Regions from separate parts of the Homo sapiens genome. Here region 2 is linked to region 1. A link is an interaction called in ENCODE POLR2A ChIA-PET data of the cell type or tissue named here. Cell type or tissue: HepG2. All regions are shown on one strand. Links, peaks and the distances in the headings refer to the core of each region. The heading gives the core; the rest is flanking DNA. Region 1 overlaps STARD13 (StAR related lipid transfer domain containing 13). Region 2 overlaps STARD13 (StAR related lipid transfer domain containing 13).

What was found. Peaks named below come from ENCODE experiments on the same cell type or tissue, not always from the same donor. Only the 100,000 strongest peaks of a DNase experiment are listed, where the experiment ranks them.
Region 2: POLR2A ChIA-PET joins it to region 1 with 10 read pairs; 3 of 35 experiments call an interaction of 5 or more read pairs at or near these places.

The regions. Positions count from the first base shown.
Region 1 is chr13:33,163,471-33,173,170 of GRCh38, forward strand. It overlaps STARD13 (StAR related lipid transfer domain containing 13), which reads right to left. Exons shown (of 14, transcript NM_178006.4): 2 at 4,081-4,152; 3 at 1,867-1,948. Among named protein-coding and RNA genes, the nearest start is that of STARD13-AS, 110 kb to the right of the region's middle. In HepG2, for the core only: no CTCF peak of the experiment used is centred there; DNase peaks (open chromatin) are centred at 1,061, 4,331, 5,061 and 5,761; H3K4me3 peaks cover 559 bases.
Region 2 is chr13:33,255,251-33,264,950 of GRCh38, forward strand. The region is part of intron 1 of STARD13 (StAR related lipid transfer domain containing 13); the gene reads right to left. Among named protein-coding and RNA genes, the nearest start is that of STARD13-AS, 17 kb to the right of the region's middle. RefSeq lists an enhancer at 5,136-5,636. In HepG2, for the core only: a CTCF peak has its summit at 7,137; DNase peaks (open chromatin) are centred at 3,661, 5,271, 6,641, 7,001 and 1 weaker place; H3K4me3 peaks cover 818 bases.

The DNA of each region.
Region 1 (9,700 bases), core at 808-8,807:
TCCCAGCTACTCTAGAGGCTGTGGCAGGAGAATCATTTGAACCCAGGAGGTAAAGCTTGCAGTGAACTGAGATTGCACCACTGTGCTCCAGCCTGGGCGACAGAGCAAGACTCTGTCTCAAAAAAAAAAAAAAAAATATATATATATATATATAAAACATATATATATAACATATATATATATAAAACATATATATATAACATATATATAAAACATATATATATATAACATATATATAAAACATATATATAACATATATAAAACATATATATATAACATATATATATAACATATATATATGTTATACCTCAACTTAATGAAAACATTTCAAAAATTCAATGGGAAAAAATAATATATAATTTTTCAAATATTAAAAAAAGCCAACTAGCAAAAAAATATGTGGTTAAAACTGAGAGATAAAACTCAGGACGAAGTGCTGGCTACATGGCTCTGAGTGGAGTGAATGCTTATGAGGAGGAATCTGCTCCTGCTTGCTGTGTACCTTAGACATGCAGAAGAGGAAACACTGTCTTTCCAATTCATTACCTTTACAGAATCACAACCAAATCATCCATTCACTTCATAAGCTCTCATAAATGTCATTTTGAGTTTGTTTGTTTTCTCGTCCAAATAACTTAGTCCTGTCATTTATGATTTGAGGAGTTCTTTGCTCTTCCACCCATGTAAGCAAGCCCATAGTATTATTTTCTTGAACATTCAGAGATCATTTCTTAACACAAACCTATTTTCTCTTCATATAGAAAACACAGAGTGACTGGTTTGTGACACAAAAATATATTATGTATATACGTGTCTGAAGATTCAGCAAGCCTAGGATTAGGTAATTTACACACTATTTAATGTGCGTTGATCGCTCCTGTCTTCATAAGTTTTGCTAATCATTACTTTCCCTTTAAACTACTACCTTATTTATGTCAAATGCAGAATATACTAGAAAGAACATTGGATTTAGCATTAGGAATACTGGGTTTTAAGGTCATTTTGGCCCTAAACTAGCTGTATGGCCTTGGTAAAATGACTCATCTCCCATAACTAATCCTTATCTTCAGCTCTGACCTCTCTTCAGGGCTTTAATTATGAAACTTCAAATTCCTACAGACACACCACCTCTCAGGCAGCATTTAATTCTTCAGGAATATAGCTTTTCCTGGATCTTTTATTATTACCCAAATTATAATTGTTATTTGCTCAGGTATTCACACCTCATTTCTTCAACTGAGTTTCTTCAACAAGATAATACGTTGTTTTAAGGGGAAGAAATTATCCATATATACATCTTTGTCTCCTTACACTATCTATCACAAACTAATAGCTTAAATAGGCCAGTTTGGTGCTACAATTACTTGAGTTCATACACACGAGTTTGAGGAGATAATCACTTGACTTTGCAAAAAATACAGCCAAGTTTGACACACTCGTAGTTTTTCAGAGCCTTCCCTCACCACACATGCTGAGCCTGCTCATGCTTCTTCCCTCTACTGACCCATCCACACCCCCAATCACTGTCTACATCCCCATGTTGTTTTAGCTTGACCATAGCATTTATACTCTCTGAAATAAACTTTCCCCCTCCTTCTTTCTTTTTCTCACTCTCACTCTCTCTCTCTTCTTTCTCTGTCATTTTCCTAATCTAGTGTCCAAAGGCCCCTGCTAGGATTTAAGCTCCATGAAAACACAAACTGATCATGCTCATTAACAGTAGTACATTTAGAACCTGCACCTGGGTCAGGCACATGGTAGGCACTCAGTGAATACTTGCCGAATAGCTGAGCTCGCCCTTCAGTATAGTGATGCCTGTTGCAGACTGAACAGTGGAAAGAAACAAAAATACTTCACATGGTTTACCTGCAAAGAGGTTCTACAAGGTCCTTTTCAAGAAAATCATGATCATTCTTGACAGCCACAATGTTGATGGGAAATTGTGAATCTGAGAGAGAAAGACAAAGAAGTTGATGTACTTTGTTTTATCTGAATGAGCACCAACATATTCAGACCTTCAAGGTCTGTAAAAGCCACTGATTTTAATAGCAGTGACTGCCCATCATCATTGTTGGGAATGTTTAAGAGAGCAAAAAATTGCTATCACTGTAAATGCTTTTAGGAGTACAATATAAGTGCGAAATATGAGGATAGTCAAGTGCTTGACCTTGGATAGGATTGAACACTAAGTGCCTGCATTTTTCTAGCTCATCCTTATTACAGTCTTAGGTGGATGTGGCCTCAGAGAAGAGCTTTTGTGCTTTCACCATCCACCTAACACGTAGGTCACTGGCGTCTATCTTGATGGTTTCACGAAATACTTAATTTGGCAGATTTTTTTCCTTCAAAAAGGAAATTTCCAAAAATACCCAAAGTTCTATCATCTGAAATTTTTTTTAGTAGCAAAATCTTTATCACTCTGGAGTATCAGCAAAATACTCAAATTGATTCTATCCAAAAAGAATAATTCGAACACTACTTCCCTCCAACAGACAATTCATGCCAGCTTTGAAGGTCACAGGCAATATTTAGAACATGGTGTGAATTCTGGGTACCTCGTTCATGGAGGTAGCAATCTGCAGCTCATTGGAATAGAGGACATAGCCAAATGTAACCATGCTGGGTCACTATCATTGACTTGCCACTTTTTCCTTTATCTCATCTTGTATTTTGTGCTGTCTACACCTTGCCAGTCATGATAAATCTAAGGGTATCTAAATTTTAGCATGAGTTGGAAACAGACATAATTCCCCTTCTGGTGAAAAAAAATCATGTGAGTGACTTACAGATGGTTCCAGAGTGAAGCTGTCTTGCTCGGCTAGTGAGGGAGGGAGGGAGACACTTGTGATTTTTTTTCATGGAAGGCTGCCTCTTGCCAGCTGTGCTCCTTCCTAGGGTCTGGTTTGAGGCTCCTCTCTCCTCCTGGGCTCTGGCACTCTCTTCCTTGGCCTGTCCCTTTGGGCTCATGGTAGTGACAGCTGTGCCACTACAAGCCCTGGGCTCTTGCACTGTGCACCGTTCCTCGTGGCCACCCCCTGTCCTGCCTGCACCTTTGCAATGAGCACTGTTAGAAACAAATCCTCTGTAAATGGCCTTGAGCCTGCCACCTGCTCATTGTTGGGGTCCTGACTAGTTCATTACTAGATAAGGACAATCCGAGAAGAAGTTAAAAGCTTTGGTTATAACTTTAGATATAAGGGACATGAGTATGTCTATTAACTGTCAATTAAAGAATCAATGAAAAGGCTGGGTGGTGGCTCACGCCTGTAATCTCAGCACTTAGGGAGGCCGAGGTGGGAAAGTCACTTGAGGTCAGGAGTTCGAGACCAGCCTGACCCACGTGGTGAAACCCTGTCTCTACTAAAAATACAAAAATTGGCCAGGTGTGGTGGTGCCCGCCTGTAATCTCAACTACTTGGGAGGCTGAGGCAGGAAATTGCTTGAACCCAGGAGGCGGAGGTTGCAGCGAGTGGAGATTGTACCACTGCACTCCAGCCTGGGTGGCAGAGCCAGACTCTATCTCAAAAAAAAACAAAAAAAAAACCAAAAAAAAATCAATGAAAGGAAGTGTAATGCTAGCAATAAGACACCTTACCTAAAACTCGGAAGAATAACATCTGATTCATGTTATATCTTGACATTTTTCATATAAAGTAAACAGAATTAAACAGAAATTTCAGGATAATTAATTTTGTGACTTCTAGGAAGTTTTTTAACAGTGAGTTCATTGTGATTTCAAGAAAAGTGAGAGTAGTAAAGGAAAAACAAGGAGAAAAAGAAGGAAGTGCAGAAAAGCTGCTGATGGCAGAATGCTGGAAGGAAAACGTCGAGTTGGGGTTTGCGGTAAAGAGATGGGAATTAGTAGTGGGAAGCAGAAAGTAAAGTGGGCCTGGGAAGTGATATTCATTTCTAAATTGGTATCAGGATAACCCCTGGGCATAGCAAAAAGGCCGAGGGAAAAAGAAAGCGAAGCAAAATGGGCGAGAAAAAAAAATCTGGAAGTCAAAACACACCACAGGATACGTGTGGTTCATTTTGGATTTATTCTCTGTGTAAGAGCGAAGCGAAGGGCTGACGTACCCTCATATAACTGAGCGTATTGCGGGAACCCGGCAGCACGGAGCCAGTCACATGCTTCTTTTGCCTCAATTTCTGAAAAACACAAGAGAGATAAAATTGTGAGTCCCACAGCCGCACCCTAGTACTCTGCCTTCTTAATCATGGAGACACTGGTGAGCTTTGTGCAAGTTATTACAAAGCAAAATTGTTCCAGGTAAGTCTGCATAAGTAGGCTTACCCGGGAGTGGGTGGAAAACGAGCGGGTAATACAAAGGTCCTTGTTATGTGTCTGCTAAGATAATCTTCAATGTAGATCCATAAGTATGTGGATAATAACAAAACCACAGATCATAGAAGACAAAGGCTGAATTTCAGGCAGGGAAAAATGTCTTATTTATACACCAGGGAACCAGGGCACTAGGGGAAAAGAGGGCATTCTTCTTTACAATTCTTTTTTTTTTTAATGGAATTTTTTTTTTAAGTTCCAAAGATTAGGCTAAAAATGTTTATTCAACATTCCTTCATTCTTTCACTCTTGGGATAACTTTAAGAAAGACTACAACTAGATTGCCTATGAAAATGTATTTTCTCATGAAAAAAAGCTAAAATCCAGTGTATTATTGTTTTAAAAATTTCACTAATAGCCTTAATTCCCCATGCATTATAACAAAATGTTCATTAATCAAGCACATTGGAATGATTTCAAGCTGTAGAGTGCGGCATAGAAGAGGAAAGTTGATTATTTGGAATTGAGACTTGAGTTTGATGAGCCTGCCAGAACCTCTGAGGGCCAAGCCCAAGAGGTTGATATGTCCCTTGGGTGACCATTTTTGGTGTGGATGCACCAACAGCCCACCGGACCACCTGCCTGGGGAAGCTGTGGAGTGAGATAGGAGGAGTCTACAGTATGTGAACCAGGTCACTTTTTGACCTTGTGAATCCTGGATCATTTCCCAACCACAACTCTGTTAGACAAATATGAATCCAAGGGGAAAGAAGTTCATCTGTTGAAAGTCCAGTCTCTCCAAACAAAATTAAACAGCCTATTATCACAAGTCTTTACCAAGGCCCTTTCCTCCGCTGTTAGGATGGGTCCCTGTCAGGTCATTGTATTTCCATTTACTATGATGCTAATTTTTCCCCATAGCCAAAGCTGGAGTGTACAGGGCGTTCTTGGGATCACTGCACAGAAATGATCTACACTAACATCACCCTGGGCCTGCGATTGTACCTCAACATTGAAAGCTCAGTGTCTGTGCAGTAAGATGTTTGATGTGCCAGAGCTATTTGGTATATGTTAGGAAAATAGACCAAAGGCCAGATCTTACTCAGGCATCACCAGGAAGAGCAAAACCCTACCGCCTAGTTCCACAGATCTGGTTAAATCTAGATTGAACTTTGTCATTAAATCCAAGGAAACAGAGCCTGTGGTGGCTCCTGCCCCGGAACGCCTGCCTCTTCTGTCATCCCCTAATCTACTGTTACTCCAGGGACTGATGATTTCAAAAGCTTGAGATTTGTCTCTTGTGTGAGGGTTTTCCACTTAAGTGTGACCAGCATGTTCCTACCATGTACCCATTCCTGCCATGGACACATGGTTCAGAAACATCCAGGGAACCAAGCTGGAAAGAAAAGCTATTGAAAGCATTTCTATCAGAAAAGGAGTCTCTGAGTTCCACAACTGCTGTTCAAAACACAGCTTAGCTGAATTGTGCTGCCTGGGCTAACTTGGGCTTTCCTCTGGGAAGGTACAAAAGGCAATTATTGCATTGCTCAAAAGTTCTATTTAGTACCCAGTTGAGAGTCTGTATTTGAAGGTTCCTACTTTGATAACCACACAAGTATTTCAGAGGAAATAGGAAAACATACATTCCATCTGTAACGTGTGGAAAATGTGGTGAGTTGCTCCTGAGTCATGGATAAAGTGCTGCCTAATAGATTTTCAAGCTCAGATTTGCTTCCCGCTCCCATATAATACAGCGGATAGTAACGAGAAAACACCTAATTTCTAGACATGCTCTAAACCTAATTATGAGTCAGCAAGTCTTGGAGAGAAGCACAGAATATTATATTTTCTCTTGGCATTACATGAATCCTATGCCTTTTTCTGTTTTATTATTACCTTTACTACAATGAAAATGTAGTGTTCAGCAAGACAGTCCCAGAGAGCCAGGCCATGAAGAACAAATGGGGAAGACCCACAAGACAGGGGCTCTGCAGCCTAGAAAGCTCAAAGACAGAGAGTGGGAAGTGACCTATGAAAGAGTTCGCACCCCTCCAGCCCAGGGAATGTGGTGAGCTCAGATCCTGAAGATGAAAAGGATAACATGGTGGAGAAGAAGTGGGCAGCCAGGAATCCTTCTAGAAAACTCCCTTTGGAACATCACGTGTTTTCACTAATTTGTGGGATCTAAAAATCAAAATAATTGAACTCATGGACATAGAGATTAGAAGGATGGTTACCAGAGGCTGAGGAGGGTAGTGGGGGCTGGAGGAGAGGTGGGGATCATTAATGGGTACAAAAAAAAATTAGAAAGAATGAATAAGACCTACTATTTGATAGCACAACAGGGTAACTACAGTCAATAACAACTTATTTGTACATTTTTAAATAACTAAAAGAGTATAATTGGATTGTTTGTAACACAAAGAATAAATGCCCGAGGGGATGAATACCCTATTCTCCATGATGTAATGAGTTCATATTGCACACCTGTATCAAAATATCTCATGTACCCCATAAATATATACATACGCTTACTATGTCCCCACAAAAATGAAAAATTTAAAAATTTTGAAAACAACACTCCTTTTGGAACTTAAAATTCTGGTTGGACAGTGCAATGGGGCTGAAGCTAGCCAGGGAAATTTTATTTAAAAGGCTCCTCAGATAATAGCTGCATTTCATTTTTTATGACAGCAACATGGATAACGAACTGAAATCCTATTCAGATACATACATGAATAACCAAATTTTAACCAGAACCCAGATAAATCAATCATTCAAATAAGATGATTTTTTTTGTTTGCTTTAATGGGCAGGCACTTAAACTTTTAGACCTCAGGCTTAAATGACAACAAAACTGCAATGAGTAAATATCATAAATTAGAAGCAGCCCTGTCCTAGCCATGGCAGGTGACTCCTCGTGTAGCATCATTTCCTATACCCAACTTGCCATTCTATTTGCCCAAATGTCTCTCAAACACACACCCTCATTTCATATTCCCCCACCCTAGCTGCAGTCCCAACATCTTGATACCTCAATTTAAGGACAAAGCCAACTCTCATTTACCAGCTAGTGACAAAACAAGCAAAATAATCTGGCATAATTAACCCCTATCAAATCTGAGTTTGCCCATCCAATTGAGGGGGGAAGGGTAAAAAAGTCTTACAATTTTTATTAATTCTTCATGGCCCCTACTAATACCAATCAGCCAAATACTAATGCTTTTCCCCAGGCCCTTCCACTGGCCAAAATGACTGGAGAACTAAAAAGGAATCATTATTGCCAGTGCCATCATTTCACAAAGATCTACCTAATGAGATTTAAATGACATTTGAGGAGAAAAGTGTGAAAAACTCTTTTTTATTGTTCTCTTGCTAGCCAGCATAATATTATGTAAAAGCATTAAGAGCTATTAAAATCACATTTTGACAGTTTTATTTGTTCTCCATTTGCTACCCTTACCCACCCCTGTAGCAGCTCCAGGGCTGCAAGGCAAAGCCTCAGCTCACTGTAGCTGTCTCATGGAAAACCTGAGTGTGGAGTGAAACCAGAGAGTGGACCTGGACAGAAGGGCCCACCAATCTCTACGGAGGTTACTGTGCTGCTTTGCTGGTGAAAATCCAATCCATTCAGCTTGGTATTATGAAAAGATTTCTATGTAATTTTTGTAACTATTCTATGTAATAATTATTTCATTTTGCTCTCTGGCAGGTATCTATTTTTGTCTGTCCAACATCCTTCCCTACGTATTCTGATAACGGAACCTCTTTCTGCAAGGAGCCTCTTCTACATGGTTTATGTAGGGCTGACGCCTCTTGCCTCCAAGCACACTCCCTAGCCCTATCACCACCACCCACATAAGGTGACCTGATTCTTAAGAGCACCCCATCCCTGTTAGTCTAAGGAGACCAATAGTCATTTGGGGGCTGAAATCAACTGGTTGAAAAGGGAGATATCCAGTGTTTCCACTGGTAGCCTGGTCTAGCAAACATTTTCACTGTTTTACTCAGTAAGTTCAGTGGTTGGTGTGGTGCTACCCGTGCTATTCAGCCATATATCTGCGATTCCACTTAAGGCAAAGTCACTGGCTTTGCCTCAGTTGCCTTACACATGCTTTGAGCATGATGTGACCACTATCCTCAGACAGACCCAGCAGAGGGAAGCTCTTGCTAGCACCTGGGGAGGCACCCACTACCATGGGCATGAGAACAAAGGCACCGTGGAAACAAACCATGGCCGATGTGGGTTTTCACATGAACATATTATCATGTTTCTTAATTATACATGCCCAGTGTTGAAAACTTCCTAATAGAGAAAGTCACAATGAATGAAAAAAGTCAACTCTTGCCCCATTATGAACACCTAACTTTATATATGTTATCTGTCAAAACAGTACTATGCTAATATCTTTGGTTGACTGCTTTTTTCACTTAAGAATACATTGCGAATATTTTCTTATATAATGATCTTATTTGTAAAAAAAATGGGAAATTTACTTTGTTTCGAGAATGATGCTTATTTTTTAAATATTTGATTTTTGAATACTGCCAATTGCATTTCCCTGTAGGAAGATTATAACATCAAGGTAGCCAAGAGAAAAGAGTTCAATAGGACCTCACCAGTGTAGACTGACGGTGGAGAAGGCTGGAAGTCTATGGGAGTTAAAAGAGATTTACAAGCTGTTTCTTTAATGTAGTCTCTTAGCTACAGACAGTCTGTGGACAAGGCTCTGTAGGACCTCAGGCAAGTCAGGAAACATAGTGAGCACAGCAAATTTGCTGCCCAGGTTTGCAGGCCTCATCTCACATTACAACCTCATTGTATTTTTAAGCTGGTGTGTCTAGCGTGCTTCTAGCATGCTTGGGAACAGTGTGTTCTCTTGGCTAAGCATTTTAAGTATGTACATTTTGTTTTACGTTTTTCTCAGCATAGCAAATACTTTTTCAATAGCTCACTGAAAGGTATTGGGTATCCTTTCTAAATGACCAAAAATTCAAATGAGGCCCAAATTAAAATTTATTATTATCAGACATGTAGCTGGCTAGAAAGAATCTGTTCTATTGTGGAAAGTTTATGAAATCATTACATACGAGCACATGTATTTATGTTGTTCCTACAAATCTCCTTGAATTTCTATGGACAAACTGGCTCCAATTTAAATAGGTCTTCTTTTTTAAATGTTCGTTAAAAGTACTTAAGAGAAGTAAGGAAAAGAAAGAGTGTGATCGTCATGGGATTTAAGAAAAAGTAGGCTTGAGTAGAGTGTTTTGTCTTTTCCTTTAAACTGGCCTATTTGGTGGGCACCCTGTTTCTAAAAGACTACGGGTACCAGCATAGCAGGATGACTCAGCCACCACAAGATGCCTGCAGTGGATGAAATTATCACTATTAAAGTATATCAAAGGTGTTAACAT
Region 2 (9,700 bases), core at 1,152-9,151, 92 kb after region 1:
TGTATCATTCATACTACTCAGAGGGACCCCAGTGTCACAACCCTTCTTGGCTTATGGTAAGAGATGGATAAATCCTCACCTTTAGGATGCTGAGAGGGACTTTCACTATTATTATCAAAGCTAAGAAAAATATTTATCCAGGCCCACCCTCTCTAAAGAGAACCGCTCACAACTGGGCCAAACTCCATCCTCCAGGGCCCGCACACCCTGTTGCCATCAACCATACCCCTGTCCACCCTCTCCCAGCCTAGTAGATGTGGTGGTGAATGGGAAGGGAGAGTTTTCATAGTACAGTGTGCCTTGATGGTAAGTTTTTTCACAGAGATGATTCCTCTCTTCTTACTACAAAGGCCATACCTACTGAGGCTGCTAGAGACAGAAAAAAATCAGACTGAACCAGAGTGAGCCCCAAAATGCCTGTTCCTCCCCAACAAACAAGGGTTGTGCATAAAGAGATTTCCATCCTTAACTTCATTTCTGCCACACTCCCTCCAGGGCAGGGAGGGGACGGCTCATGGCAAAGGCACAAACCCTTGCTTGCAACTGTGCAGGGAAGAGACCTCCAGGAGTTCTATCTACTCTGAGTTGAGGAGCTAACACTAATTACTGGCCCTTCTGCTCATGTTCCCCAAACTGACACATATCATGATGGTCTACAGGTAGTATAAGACTCTTCATAAGCACTAAAGAAAGAGCACATGTATGCAGGTCAATTTTTATATCAAGTATAAATAAAAAGCATAAATATACATACATAAGTTGATTATCTTCATCTGACCACTTTCCAAATGTGTTCATTAATGAAGCCTACTGAAATACTAAAGGAGCCAAGTATACACTCAACAATAACAAAGGATTCATCTTCAAAATGAATTTTCAAATTTGGCTTCGTGGCGTCCCAAATTCTGAACATGCCTTGAACCTGTCACCAGCCCTGGGCTGTGACCACTCTGATGTGCAGATTTTTACAGGCATGGGAACTAAGAAATGATCCTGGGTCAATGATGTGCATTTCATTACCTGCACCCTCACTGGCTCGGCCTTCCTGAGAGGGCTCCTGCTGGCCCTGGTGACTAAGAGGCTGCTCCTCCAGCCCTACAGTCAGCAGTGTTGCCATTGTGTCCGCCTCACTTCCTCCCCTCTTGCAAATGATCACCAGGTACCCAGGCCCCACAGTTTTCACTTGTTCTATTATTTACTCCTGTTCCTTCAGAACCCATCAGCACATTGACAGTTCAGCAGCTAGCAAACTATTCATCCCAAGTCCACAATGCAGCACATTTTCTTCTCTTTAAAATTTTTTTGAAACATCTGCTTTTGTTTCCATGGTAATCATAGGGGTATTTTTTTCTTAATAGAACTTTGAACTGCTTTTAAATTCTGAATGAATACTGCTTTGCATTTAACAAACCAGAATCAGTTCAAAATGACTGCAAAAAACCTTCCTAGTCAAGCTTAAACGAGACAAGCATGTTAACAAACAAGATGGCAGAAACAAAAATGTTGACTCATTGCTGCTAACCCCATCTGTAGGTGATGAGCAGGACTGATGAAGATTTCAATAAAGTATAATTTGTTTATATATTAAATTTTTAAAGTTGAAAGTAAATAGACAAGTTTCTGTATTTGAACCACAATGTTTGCAGTGGAAATAAAGAATAATTTAATCTTTATGCCAGATCTCGAAGGTAGTCCTTACAGACTCACTATATACAGATACAAAAGCTACAAAATAACACAAAGTTTCTTATCAAGAAGATAGGCAGAGCAAATGAAGCTCTAACCAAAACAGGAAAAGTTTTCAGACATAAAATTAACATATTCAGTTGTTAAACTTGTTGATTGGAAGAGATCATGACTATATAATTAAGGATGTTCAATTAAGGCCATTTGACATATAGAACTGGAAAAAAGGTGCAAAGTCTGACCTGAAGATGTAGATCTGGGAATTATCCATGTAAATTTGGTGATAAGACCATGAATGGGAACTAAATCTTGGGAAACACAGAGCTGGGCAGAGGAATAAGAGCTGCTACCAAGGACATCAGTAAAAATAGTCAAGAGAAGCAGAGAAATGAGATACCAGTGAGGTCAAGGCAAGAAGACAAGTAGAAGGGGTCAGCAACTTTGCAAGACTTTTTCTCATTTGATCCCACATGTACTGAATGCCAAGCATGGTATATAAAAGTGTACCTATATCTATACCTATATCTTTACCTATCTATCTAGGGAATATAGAGGGAATATGAATGACATCACAGCAGCTGCCTTGGAGCCCTGGAGCCTGAAGACATTTGAGATGGATACACCTAAGGAGAGGAGGAGAAGGTGGCAGGCAGATTTGAAAAAAATGTGGATTACCATTAAAAAAGGATTTGTAAGCAATTTCAGAAATATAATCTCCAAGCCTCAGGAATTATTTTACCCTTACTTTTTAAGAACTGGTATTATTATACTCATAATGAGAGTCATAAATTATGAACAAGAAGAAGGTTGGTTATTATTATTTGTTTAGTATTACCAGCCTTTTCAATTCCACACAAGAGGGTAACAGAAACAAAGCTGTGAGGATACCTTGCAGTTTGAACATTTCTGGGAATTTGCATTTAACAAGGAAAGATCATCACTGTAAATATATTTTCAATTTGTAACAGCTGAGACTCATAAATGGAGATTATATGACACATAACAAGTGACAGGTTATCAGCATGTGTTGGCAAGAGCCCTTTGGCTATTAAAAGATAATTAAAACTCACTATAATCTTCCAGCTGCTTCATTTAGTCATTTTGTTTTATATGAATGTGATAAGGCTCTGATGCATTTTAAATGGACAGCTCCCCTTTATCAGCTTCTTGGGTTAAGCCAGTGAGAGTCCCCTCATTTGCAAATCTCCTTCTAGCTACACAATTTACACAAAGCATCTTCCTCTGGCTTGATCGTCAATGATTCTGGTTGCCATGGAGAATTGGGGGTCATCTTTTATCTGGCGTAGTTAAAGCAAGCAATTGCCCACCCATATTATGTGATTGGAGTGAATGCTTCCATAACCATTTTCCTAAAAAAATAGATGTGCTAGAGAGCAGTTGTTCTATGTTCTCAATAGAAGAAGAGCAAAAAAGAACAGGTTTCAACTGGATTTCGATTCAACTTAGAAATAGTTTAATGGCTATGAAGACCAGAAACACACAAGACACCATGCAATCGTCAATGCTGGAGATTAGGAAGAAAGAAAAAAAAAAAAGAGTGGCCTTTTCAGTGTGTATTGTTTGCACGCTCTCTAGCTGGAAGGCACGCAGATGGATTACAAAACATTTCAGGCTATTTCTAAATGCAGAGTAGTGGAATATTTCCGAGAACCATTCTTGCAATTATTTTCAATTAAATCTTTATGTGTAGTTTTTCTTACACAAGGACTTAATAGAGCCACAAACCCTTTTATGGTCAGGCTGATTTGGAGAAGGATAACAGGGATCAGTGCAATGGAATTCTGCAATGCATGCTCAACTCTGGAGCCACAGTGACCTATCTAGGCCTTTGCTTCCATACAGAAAACAAGGTTTCTCCTTAATTTGCTCTTCCTAGAACAGACCATGCTCTCTCACTGTGCTTGACTACAGCACATGAGATCTTTCTCCTATAAGTGTCTTTCTGTTCTTCAAGTGTTGTGCCATACTGTTGGAAAACAACATCTTTCTGTTCTATCTTTGCTGGGCTGTCTCTTTCAAAAGTCAACAGGAACATTGCCTAATCTTGGAAGCCTTCCCTAAGCATTTAGTATGGATTCTGGAGCTCCCCTTGGATCCTGCACTAATGCCTACCCTTGTACTTCTGTCCTGTACTATCATTACCTCTCTACCTCCCTCCCTTCCTCCCCTGCCCCCACTAGAATGGAAGCTCCTGGAGGGTGGGGCCCACATCTTGTCTTGCCCAGCATCTAACAGTTGCTGAATAAATGTTGAATGAATAAATGCAGGAATGGATGAGAAAAATTATCTTTTGAGAAACAAACTTGTGAGATTGTTACAGTCCTTGTTTTCATAGGGACTGACAGTATCTTCTTTCTGAGATTTTGGTAGAAATTAAAAATTAATAGAGAAGCATATATCAGTAAGGAGGATATTGGGCAAGAATGTGCACAGGAATAAAAAGGACCTCTTCAAAATGGGACTCTCAGCAATGCCTCCACTCTTAAACTTCACACTGGCTTTGGTGTCAGTTCCCATGATCTGATGCAATCTCAACCCTGGGTAGAGGATGCTTCCTTTCTTTTGACATTGCCAGACTCCATCACATCTACATAGTTGTCATGCAAAGAGAGCACTGAAAGTGGTTTGTGCATTCTTATTAGGTCTCAAAAGATCAAGAGCAAAGGAATCCTCTGTTTATGGTTCAGTTGGGCCTAGGAAATCGCCAAAAAGTGACAATACGCTTGCTTGAGTTTAAAAATCATTACCAATATTCCAAATTTAACCTGAACTGAAAGCAAATTAAAAGCTCAACTTATATCTATTTATGCAGGCACTTCCTAGGCAATGATGACCTTCCATATTAATATGGTTTGGCTGTATCCCTACCCAAATCTCATCTTGAACTGTAGCTCCTATAATTCCCACATGTCATGGGAGGGACCTGCTACTCAGGAAGCTAAGGCAGGATAATGCTCGAACTCAGGAGGTGGAAGTTGCAGTGAGCCGAGATCGTGCCACTGCACTCCAGCCTGGGTAAGAAAGTGAGATTCCATCTCCAAAAAAAAAAAAAAAAAAAAAAATTAGACAGTTAAAATATCTCCTATAATTACCTCATAACAATCCTTTGAGGTGGGAAGGATTAGTCTAATTTCTACAAAGAACCTGAGGCAGCATGGGGTTAGATAACTGGTCCATGGTCAAACATCTAGGCCTGGTGGAGCCTGGGTTTTAACCCAGGTCTTTCTAACTTTCCAGCTAGTGTTCTTCATGATTACATCACAGTACCTCCCACATAGTTAAAACATACAAAGGATTTCAAATATTCATTTGCCATAGATTCAAAACCTTATCGTAGCATCTTTCGCACTTATTTGCAATGAAAGAGAAAGGGGTGGATTTCCAGCTGGTGGTCTGGGAGCTGTGCTCGCTGCAGCTCACAGTGGGCAGCCATTGCCAACGCTGCTTCAACAGTGGAGGCAGGTCTATTTCTGTTTCATCTTACTGCCCTCTACATTTTACGGGGGAGGTCATCAAATCTGAAGCCCCAGGAAGTGTAAACATCCACTTTTGTCTGTTACTGTGAACAAAGGTTCAAAATTGTGACTTCAAAGCATGGCAGACACTTTCCTAAGACAGAGCCTGGACACTGTCCAAGCTCAGGGCTCACTCAGCCCTTTGAACAGCTGTTACCCAATCCGTTCATTCAGAGCCTTTCATGTACATGTTTTGTACATCAACTAATATCTAGATATTGCGACTTCTTTTATCTACATTTGAAACCAAAATTTACCTTACCAAAACATTTACATAAAAGAATTCATAAGTTTGACTTTGAAACTCTCTGTAGTGTAATATCTTAATAAACAGGATTTTTTTCCCTTGAAAACGTAAGTGTTTCTGAATAAATGGAGAATCAGAATTTTCAGGAAATCTGATAAGTTCAAGAAGAGTTAACACTTATTCCTCTGAACTCCTAAGCCACGTCCTTCCCGTCTTCATTAGAGGGCATTCCTGGTGTAATTATTTAGATTCATGCCTGTCTTCTCTCCAAGTCCCTATAGGGCAATAACTATGATCTAGTCATCTCTCAATTTACAATCTTCAAAGAAGACTCTGGTACACAGAAGACATTTAAGAGACATTTGTTAAAAGATTGAACAAAGGAATGAATTCATTTGTATCTATCTAGGGATCCTTATTTTTATTTAGCTCAATGGTTCTCATCTGCAGGGATTTTTGCTCCCCTGAGAACACAGGGCAATGTCTGGAGACATGTTTGGTTTTCACAACTTGTGGGTTAGATCTCTTCTGGTATCCAGAGGTAAAAACTATGGATGCCTCTTAGCATCCCACAATGCATAGGACAGTCCCCACAAAAAACAATTACCTGGCCCCCAAATGTCGATAGTGGGGAGATTGAGAACCCCAATTTAGATAGAGAGTAACTACAAAAATTCCATACACAGACAAGAGATCTCAGAAATAAGCCAGCGCTCCTTTTAGAGAAAATGCAGTGGCACCCACTCATATCATTTATAGAAACTATTTCACGGAAACATAAACCAAATTGGAGATCCCAGGTGGTCATTTTCATCTCACAGCTCATTTTTGTTCTCCCGGCATAAGCCTCAACTAGATAACATCTTTGGACTTTCAGAGGTCAGCATTTATATGCTGACCCCATAGCCCAGAATAACCCAAAGAACGAGACTTTCATTCAATAACAGTGGCATTATTTTTTATTGTGGGTCATGGCTCATAATACGCAATTCAGCTAAAAGGGAAAGATACAAAACATTTGAGATGACTGGCAGGAGAAAACTCTAAAAATTCTCCAGCACAAAAGGGGATTAAAATGTCACAGGAAATTTTTTTCTTGAAAATGGAAGGGCTTATGAATGCTTCATTCTTTCCAGAACAGTTAAAACACTGTATGCACGGGTTGCTTGGGTTCGGAAGGCAGGGCAGCCCATTCCTTTTGTTCTGTTGCTCAACCCTAGAAGGCTTTCCCTGGTGAACTCGGGCCCACGAGCAGTGAGAAGTTAGGAGGAGGAAGATGCTTCATCTAAATGAACAATCTGGATTGTGTTCATCCTCCCTCTTAGAAGTGAAGAGAGACTGCCTTAAGCTGAGAAGCAAAACAGACTAAGCGGGCAAAGCCAAGTCTTTCACTGGAGATAACATTTGCCTGATATTTTAACTGTCATCTATTACCTGAAGACTCATTTATCCAAGGCCGAATGAAGCCAGCTCTTGCACTGACATGGAATTCAAAGTGATGAATAGGTCTATCAGCAAGGATGACTCACAGTGAGACATTCTGCATCAGGTGGCATGAATCAGGTGTCAATGGGAAGCTGGGCCCCGTCTGCCTGCCTCGGTCCTGCCTCTGCTAGAGGCTCCGTCCTGTTACTCTCCAGCCACCAGCCAGTGGGGGGACCTCGCACAGAGGTGGCAGCCCTGTGCTGCAGCTGCACTTTTCAGCCTGCCTGTTAGATATGATGGGGGCTCTAAGGGGATAATGAGTGTTTCTTTCCTGACAATCTGCAGATGATTCGAACTTTCTGGGGTTTAAATTAATTTCCTGTTTGGCATGTTTGCAGGAGGAGAAAACAATTATCTCCAAAATTACAAGTAATTAGCTGTTTGCTTATTGTTGTGGGATAAGATCTTACTTCCCTCCCACACCACACCCAGAACCCCCCCCCCCACACACACACACAACACACACACACACACACACACACACACCCTGTACTCTAGTTTTTCAGTTGTTATTTACAAGTCTCGATCTGGGAGGTTAGAGTCCAGTTCCCACCCAGGCCTTACCGAAATCTTCACTCTGCTCATGTAAGCCCTGCCCCTGGATCCTAATGAGTAAAGAAAACTGCAGGAGCACAATGTCCATCCCAGTGACTTCTGCTTATTAGATGGGTGTGGTGGATGCCCAGAATTCCAGGAAAGCAAGAATACCCACTCCCCACTCCAAGTCCTCTCTCTACAGGCAGGTGGCAAGGCCAGCTCAAGTACCATAGGAAATAAAGACATGAGACCGAAGATCTCAAGATGAGAGTCTACATTCTGGCTCATCACTTACTAGTCGTAGAATCTTAAGCAAGTCACTCAGCTTCTCTGAACCCCAGTTTCCTCATTTTATTAGAAGGATTATAAAACCCCCTGTAAAGTAGCGTTTCTCAACAGTGGCACTATTTTGGGCCACATAATTCTTTGGTGTGGGGGAGCATCCTGTACATTACAGGAAGTTCAGCAGCATCACTGGCCTCTGCCCACTAGATGCCAGCAGCACCCACCCCCTAGTTGTGATCATCAACAGTATCTCCAGATATTACCAAATGTTCCCTGGAGGGCAAAATTGTACCTGCTTGCAAGCCTCTGCTGTAAAGGAGCCCCCTCTCCTTTAAATGTTTAATAAAACATCACCCAGAAACTTTAATTCTACCTCCCAAGGATTCAGGAGCAGCAAAGTAAACAGCTACAAATGAAATGAGAGAACTTTTGGTGGAAAACCAGGTTTGGGATAAAATTGAGTACCAATTGGCCTTGCTTAGAGATTCTGGATTTTGTTTTAATCTTGGGAAGGGAGTGGGAGTATGTTCTTCTTTCCTGTTTCACGGGGTTTGTAGGGGCTTAAATGAGCCTAATGTATTTGAAACTGCACAGAATGATGCCTGCAACTATTCACACAGTCACAACCAAAGAATTGGTGCAATGCAGCTGGCATACATGGAATGTCACCCGAGCACTCTCTTCATGTTGGGGACAAAAGAACATCGCGTGATGATTCTAGTTGGAGCATTCAGTCAAATGAATCAGTTAGGTGCCAGCCACATGCCAGAAAAAATGACAGGAACCCAGCATTACTGAATGTGTCAAACATATATTTTTTTAATCTACAAATTATTTGACACTCCTCCGATTGAATAATGGGTCTGCTCTTCTTGAACCTGAGCAGACCTTTATGGCTATGTTGACTAATAGAATACAGAAAAAGTGAAGAGGCAACTTCCAAGACTAGATCATAAAAAGTCACACACCTTGCCTTGCTCACTCTTGGGATGCAGTCTCCATGTGGGGAAGAAGGAAGCCTGGGCAACCACATGGACACATGTAGATGCACCAGCTGCCAGTCTCACTGAGGTCCTGACCGAGAGGCAGCATCCACTGCCAGTCATGCAAGTGCCCAAGGCTTCGGATGTTCCTGGAGCCCAGTCACTGAGCCAGGCATAGCCCGCAGGTCTTGCCAGCCTATGTCACAGTCATCAAAGAACAGAGACAAGCCATTTCCACCGTGTCTTTTCCAAACTCCTGACCCACAGAATCCATGAGCATAATAACATGGTTGTTTAATACCACTAAGTTTGGGACAGTTTGTTACATAGCAACAGTCATGGATCACACTTCCATGGAGCTCAACCACTAATTGCCCAAACAATGTGCTCCCTGAGGAACTTGGGTCCTGTTGGTTTAGCTCAGCTGGTGGTAATGTCAGAAACAGCCAGGGAATGAGTCTGCCATTGGCATGGAGAGGCAATTAGGGTCACGTATTTCATCAGCAGAGTCTAGAGGTCTTTCTTGACACATAGAAGGGTTGCAGAGGTTATGACCTCTTCCATGCCACCCATGAACAGAATGGCTTGATCAGCAGGAAAGAGAGAATTGCATTGACATATAAATACGGGACAAGAACACTAAGTGGGAGCCTTCAAAGAAGAAGGCTCCTTTGAGAAGCCTGGAAACTTCCGGAGCTGGTTACTGGGTCAGGAGCAGCCTATTCTAGAGAACAACCTGGCATTGACTCAGAGGCTGGGCAGTGGCCTCTAGTTCTTGCATGCTGGGAGAAGTTACGGGAATGGGTGTGACCATGACCTGCCAAGCAGAGAGTCTTTGCTGACTCAACATAACCTCTGCCCATCTTGACCCCTAGAGACAACCCGTCTTGATGAAGAGAAATAAAAGTGGCCTGGATTTGAGGGAAATAGTGAAACATTGC